Linked DNA regions of Mus musculus: region 1 is linked to region 2. A link is a contact called in ENCODE Hi-C or POLR2A ChIA-PET data. All regions are on one chromosome and are shown on one strand. Each heading gives the region's core, a stretch centred on a gene start or an enhancer-like site at or near the end of the contact. The rest is flanking DNA. Distances are from core to core; before and after follow the strand shown. Region 1 holds the start of Hk1 (hexokinase 1). Region 2 overlaps Hk1 (hexokinase 1).

Region 1 (3,410 bases), core at 118-2,617, 40 kb before region 2:
TCAACCTACAGAGCTCTGAGAAAACAAAACAACCCTCCATCCTCAAAGATGTCCCAGCCTTGAGAGCTGGCTGGCAGAACTACATTTGCAGAGTCGAATGCAGCTTAGAAGAACCATTTTGTCCTGACACTGGTGGCCATGTTGGTAGCGTTCGCCTGTGCATATGTGTGTGTGTGTGTGTTAGTTTGAGATTTATGTGGGCCTCAAATGCTAATCTTTTTGAGGGGAGATCCTATTAGGAAAATAATTTAAATACAACAGTTAGGCCCTCCCTGGGCCTGGAAATGGCGATATACAGGTTGCGCCCCCCCCCCCAAACTTTAACCTGTAGGCTCCCAAGTTCATTCTATGAGAGTACTTCCCACTTAATTTGTTAGACACAAGTGTTTATGCTCTTTCACAAAAATCATGGGGTGTAGACATCAGTAGTTACAGCTCCATCTTAGGGGTAAAGAAGTGACTGAGGACACATCTGCACCTGCCATTGGGCAGGGTGGGGATGTGTCCTGGATAGAGGTATCAGGTCTACCACCTCTTTCTCAGTGGGCAGTGGTGGCTGGAAGGGTCCTGGGGTACTTGAGGGGTGTTCCAGGCATGGGCTCCTAGCCCCCCAGGTGTGGGCTAGAAGTTAGCCTCTATAGTTCCCTCAGGACAGATGCTGCAGCCCTGGTCATGGGAACATGGCCTGCAAGGGAAGCTTAAGTAAGAGACACTGCATACAACGGCCAGGTCACCAGCACTGAAGCTAAGAAAACCCTGCCCGACTCCTGAGCAGCAACTGTAACGCATTGCCTCAGACTCCTCACCTGTAGAATCAGAGCCACTTCTGTATGTCAGAGTTCTTACTTGTCATAAGGTACAAATACGATTTCCCCTCAACCTGAGTCCTGAACAGTACCCCCAACCTCCCAGAACCCGGATGCCCAAGAGCTAGAGAAGGGTGGGAGGATCGGGACAGGCTGGGAATAGGCCAAAATTCCCACTCGGGGACCATGAGCTCTTACATGATGTCACAGGGGCAGGCGCTTTGGGTTTCGCTATGTGAACTCTGACAGGCTGTGGTGGGACTCCGAGCATCATCCTTAGATTTTGGATCCTCGATGGCAGGCAGGCACAGGGACCCAGTGCAAGATCTGTGAAGCCGCCTAGTTTCGGCTTCCGCTCTCTTTCCACGCCCACTTGTGTGCTTCCCCAACAGGGAGGATGGGAGGGGTGGGGGACGAGCCCTAATCTCCGAGGAAGGGGTGTGGCTCCGTTCGCGTTCTCCAGTTTGTGGTGTCCTGGATCTGTCCTCTGGTCCCCTCCAGATCGTGTCCCACACCCCACCCACTCTGGCTTGGCACTGTGCCACCACGCGTGACCGCGCGCTCCTTACGTGGGGAACGTGCAGGGTGATGCCTCCTTTCCGGCGCGGGAGGGAGCGGCCGTCATTCTCCTGCTCTGGCTGGGAAGCCCCAGCCATAGCGCGGCAGTGGCGCCTTGTAGCCAATGGGGACTGAGGAGGTGGGCCGGCTGGCGGTTGTCACCCTCCCGGGGACGGGAGCTCGGAGGTCTGGAGAGAGCAGGCAGACGCCCCGCCCAGGGACTGAGGGGGAGGAGCCAAGGGAGGAGGAGGTGGAGTCGCGGATCCGCCGCTGGAGGACCACTGCTCACCAGGGCTACTGAGGAGCCACTGGCCCCACACCTGCTTCTCCGCATCCCCCACCGTCAACATGATCGCCGCGCAACTACTGGCATATTACTTCACCGAGCTGAAGGATGACCAAGTCAAAAAGGTGAGCCCCGCCGGCGCCGCCCTGGCCACAGCCTTGCATTCCCGCATCCGCTCGCCACCGCCTGCATCCTCCCCCCGGCCTCTCCCGGCTAGACAGCATCTAGTTGGACTACAGGGTGCAGGCGACAGGCCTCATGCTGGGATTCACCCGGGCATTGTGGGCATGCGGGCGTGCTTGTGGTTTGAGGAGCTGGGCGGCCGGCTGAAGACCCCCCCCCTTCCTCCCACGGCTGGATTGCATACTGCAGTGTCCTTGAAAAGGACCATGGATGTCAGATGGGTACCCGCACGCAGTGCCGGGCTGAGACCTGTCTAGGTGGGGACCAGCTGGCCTGTCTATAGGCCTGTTTTGAAAGGTCCACGCGCGCCGTGGGCGGGGAAGGTGTGATCGCCGAGATAGGCTGGGGAGGTGAGTGAGCAGCTGGCGGGGGTGCTGGCTGGAAGCCAGGCATCCCATATTTGGGGTTCCCATTTGGAGAATACGATGCCCTCCTGAAACTGTCACTGGGCTCCCCCAGCTGTTGCAGCTGCTCCTTACTCTGAGGACGGGGTGACCCGCCTGGCTTTCCGGTGAGGGGAGGGGAGCAGAGGCCACCGGAAACTTTGCTCATAGGCCTCAGGTCGAGAACCGCACGTCTGAATGGAATTTTTTCTTCCTCTAAACCTGTAATTTCCAGGCAGTCTCAGCCTAGGAGCTCAAATAAGACACTTTAGTCACTTGAAGAGCTCGGAGGGGTTGGCATTCGTTCCTTGTGACTTGTGAGTTCTTGCACATGGACGCTGGGTCCTAGGGGTGATGTTCATCTAGTATAAAGTGCCGTCTGCTGGTGGGTCTTAAAGATGTACCTCACTTTTCTGCCACCATCAGTAAGACGGGATGTTTTTTTCCTGAGATAGACTAAGTTGGTTAGGAAAACACCTAGGACATTTTTATTTGTGCTATGGGTATGCCTTACCTACCCTAGGATAGGTTAATAGCATCATCACCCTGACAGACACTGGGACAAGAGGTACTATCTACAGGTGAGAGGCGGCAGTGACTAGGCTCTGTCCTTTCCTGGCCTGAGACTTCTCATCCTGCACCTTCAGAAGCAGTCTTACCGGGGACTGTGACCTCCTGAAGGTCACACAGCTGGTTAGAGGTGGAGTCTGGGCGGGGCTCTGACCCTCCTCCCACTCGAGAACTTGACCAAGACTCCCCCTGGGTGTCAGCTGAAGGGGAGGTGCTGAGAGACAAGACTGTTGGAGATGCAGCTCTTATCCTGAATAGGGACCAGGAATAGGGTGCTGAAGGGCTTCACTGTCAATCTCCCACCCCCACCCCCATCCCTGACCTGATGTCAGGGAGCTATGCATCAACACGTGTAATTGCTTGAGTTTCTTCCATGGCGGTGGACATGCTTATCCCATGGAAAGGGAAGATAGGAGGGCAGAGTGCACTTAGGATAGGCCTCCCGAATCAAGAGTCCACAGCTCTCCCACTCTAGATACCCTCTGTGGCTCAGGCGTGCAATGGTGGGTGGAGGCCCAATGACCTTGTAAACTAAGCCTCCAGCCTCACACCCACAGCCACCTGTGTGGCTGCCAGCTGCCTGGCTGCTCCCTGACACCGTGCTGGGTGGCCACCGGTGGCTGA
Region 2 (3,136 bases), core at 35-2,534:
GGGGAACACTTGATATTTTCCTCTGGCCTTGTTTATAAGCACTGATACACATGTGCATGTCCACCTTATGTACATCACACACACACACACACACACACACACACACACACACCTCACTTAGGTTTGAAGATTTTAAATACTACTTAAAGTTTGGGTTTTTTTTGGGGGGGTTCTTATGTGTATAGTATATGTGTATTGTACAAGTTATCTGGGTGCTCATACACACGCATGCGCGAGAGCACAGTGAAGAGGTCAGAGGTTGATGTCAGGTAATCTTCCTCCAATACTCTCTACGTTATTTGTCTGAGATAGATCTATCATTGAACCCAAAGTTCACTGGATGGCTGGCCAGTGAGCTGCCCCTGTCTCTTCTCTTCCTCCCCAGCACCAGGGCTGCAGTCTGCTACCTCAGCTGGCTGTGCGTGTGTTTCAGGATCTGAACTCAGGCCCTCACGCTTGCATGGAAGGCACTTTACCAACTTAGCCATCTTCCCTTAAAAATTTTGATTTTTCTTGTGTGTGTGTGTGTGTGTGTGTGTGTGTGTGTGTAGGTGCACACATGCCACAGCGTGCAAATGTGGAGGTCAGAGGACAACCAACTTGTGAGAGTTGGGTCTTCCCTTCCACTGTGTGGGTCCCAAGCGTTGGACTCGAGGCTGTCAGGCTCGGTGGGAAGCACTTAAGCCGCTCAGTCATCTCATTCAGTCCTAAAGTGTTTCCTTTGTTACTGATTTATTTATTTTAGCTCAGGCTGGCCTGGAACTTGCTCTATAGTCCTTTCTGGCCTCAACCGCATTATCCTGCTCTTGCCTTCAGAGTGTGAGATTATATGTGTGGGTCATTACATCTAGCTTCTGTGTCCATTCTAGCTTATGTTGTCCCAAAGGTGATGAGGAGTCATTCATTCATTCATTCATTCATTCAGTGGTACTGGGTATTGAATCCCAGGCATTGAGGATGTTAGACAAGCACTCCATCACTGAGCTACAAACCAAGCTCATTTCTTACGTCTTATTTTAGAAGACAGGGCCTCTCTAAGATGCCCAGGCTGGCCTGGAACTCACTGTAGCTCAGGCTAGTCTGGAACTTTGGAACCTCCTCCCTCAGCCTCTCGAGCACTAAGACTGTAGGTGTGTATATAAGTACTCCCCAGGGCCTGCTCAGCCGCGGGGAGATGCGTTTGGCTCAGTTTCAGGTGCTGGCTATGGGTTCCTGGCATGGCCCGATTGCTGCAGCCAGCCATTTCAGGCGCCACACCCTGCCCTTCCTGTGGGGCCGCTTTCCCTTCCTTCTGCTCACTTACAGCAGGAGTGCCCAGAGCCCGAGCTGCAGATGGCATAGAAGGCTCAGGGACTGACTTAGCAATGGATTTGTATCAGTCTCAAGTAGGTCACAGGAAGCTTAGCCTGGTTTCTCCAGGGACGGCGGTCACGTGTCCCTTCAGTCAGAGATACTGCTGCAGCGTAGCCTGAGTAATTGTGACTCAGGCCCGAGGTGCCCAAGTGGGAATAGACTGGTGTCCCCCACCCCACCCCCCAACCCCAGCAGTGAGTCAGGTCCCCTCCAAAGCTGGCTCAACGTGACTATGGCTTGGCACTTTGGCACCGTCCTCCTCTGTCTGTGTTTTAGAAGGCACGAGACTGTCCTCAGTGTACATGCAGAATCCAGGGAGCCTGGCTTCTGTGTTCTTTCCAGTGGATTCTTGCAGTGTGTGTATACCTCACGAGTCAGAGCCAGCAAGCTCGCAATGCCGGAAGTACACCGTGGGATATTCATAGCATGGCATATTCATGCAGTAGTACAGTGTTGAACAAAGACTGTCCTTAAAGACACGGGGGTGATGACTCATAACAGACAGCAGAGAGCACAGCCAGCTCCATTTCCACTTATTCCCACGAGTGTTCGAAATCACGGTGCCAGGACTGACCCCAGATCCATGACTCCATCTGGGATTTTCTTGCTGTTATCTAAGACAGGGGTTTTCACTCTGTAGCCCAGCTTGGCCTTGAGCTCAGGGCAATCCATCTGCCTCAGACTCCCAAGTGCAGGGAATTCTAGCCATGAGCCGATGTGTCTAGCCTCATCTCATGTCTAGACTGCCACGTGGGTTTTGATAGTGTTACACTTCTTTTGGGGTTTGTTCCTGGGGGACCAGACAAGGGTGTTGTAGTTAGACGGGTGCCGTATCATGAGCCTGGAGCCCCGCTTGTACTTTGTGATGTGGGTATTGACAGGTGCAGAACGATGTGACCTCTACACCTCGGATCTGTGAATTTTTAGGGGGTGTTCATCTTTCCTTCAGTAAGTAAAGCAAAGCACAATGGTGGTCCAGCCATGGAGCTGCCCGAGGATTTCCTAGGATTTCCTGGTTCATGGCCTGGGAATGGCCGGGTCACTCCTCCTGGATAGCTGAGAGACGGCCAAGGTGTCATGGAAGACTCTCTGCCAACTCTCTTAGTTTCTGAGTTTCCCTCCATGCCTGCCTGACCGGTGCCGTGACATCTGAGGGTTCCGTTCCTTTGGAGGGCTGGAGGTGTCCCGTGAGAGCGTGGACTAGCTGCTACACGTGCACAGCATGACCCAAAGCGAGGGCACCCTCCTCCAACCCCAACCTGACGTCCCTCCTTCCTCTGTACCTTCTAGCTTTTTGATCACGTCGCTGAATGCCTCGGAGACTTCATGGAGAAAAGGAAGATCAAGGACAAGAAATTACCCGTGGGATTCACGTTTTCCTTCCCGTGCCGACAATCCAAAATAGACGAGGTATGGAGGCCTCGGGGAGGGTTGGCTTCGGAAGACGCGCTCCCGTTTTTCCTTGCTCACGGGTGACCCCCTGCCTCCTAGTTTTGGGATAGTTTGTCAAAGTGATCCTGAGGTTGCGGTGCCACGTTTCTTCTTCCCCTTCCATTCTTCTGTCACCCCCACCTCCTGACCTCTTCTGAGACAGGGTCTGATTGTAGCCCAGGATACCCTCTGGGTGGTAGCCTAGGATGACTTTGAACTCAATGCCCCTCCTCCCTTTACCTTCACAGCACTGGGATTATAGATGTGCACACTGGACAAGCACTCTGCTGGCTGAGCTGTATCCCCAGCCTATCCCTTTGCTATTTTTTTTCCTTTCTATTACTTTAGCTGA

The links. A loop is a pair of places that touch in the nucleus more often than their neighbours do. ChIA-PET counts read pairs that join two places held with the same protein, here RNA polymerase II (POLR2A).
Region 1: a loop to region 2 is called in a map of left cerebral cortex, with 5 times the contacts of the local background. The contact joins the promoter of Hk1 here to the enhancer-like site in region 2. A Hi-C loop is called at or near these places in 7 of 37 maps with a recorded cell type or tissue (Patski, heart and left cerebral cortex). POLR2A ChIA-PET finds 5 or more read pairs at or near these places in 4 of 5 experiments (Patski and embryonic stem cell).

The regions. Positions count from the first base shown.
Region 1 is chr10:62,338,378-62,341,787 of GRCm38, reverse strand. It overlaps Hk1 (hexokinase 1), which reads left to right and starts at 1,367. Exons shown (of 18, transcript NM_001146100.1): 1 at 1,367-1,775. The coding sequence starts at 1,713. It overlaps Hk1os (hexokinase 1, opposite strand), which reads right to left and starts at 1,554. Exons shown (of 3, transcript NR_168630.1): 1 at 1,376-1,554.
Region 2 is chr10:62,298,777-62,301,912 of GRCm38, reverse strand. It overlaps Hk1 (hexokinase 1), which reads left to right. Exons shown (of 18, transcript NM_001146100.1): 4 at 2,644-2,763. Among named protein-coding and RNA genes, the nearest start is that of Hk1os, 40 kb to the left of the region's middle. Within about 2 kb of position 1,284, at least 2 of the 3 ENCODE cell types and tissues checked have a DNase peak (open chromatin) inside an H3K27ac peak, as active enhancers do; they include left cerebral cortex, where a contact is called at or near this core.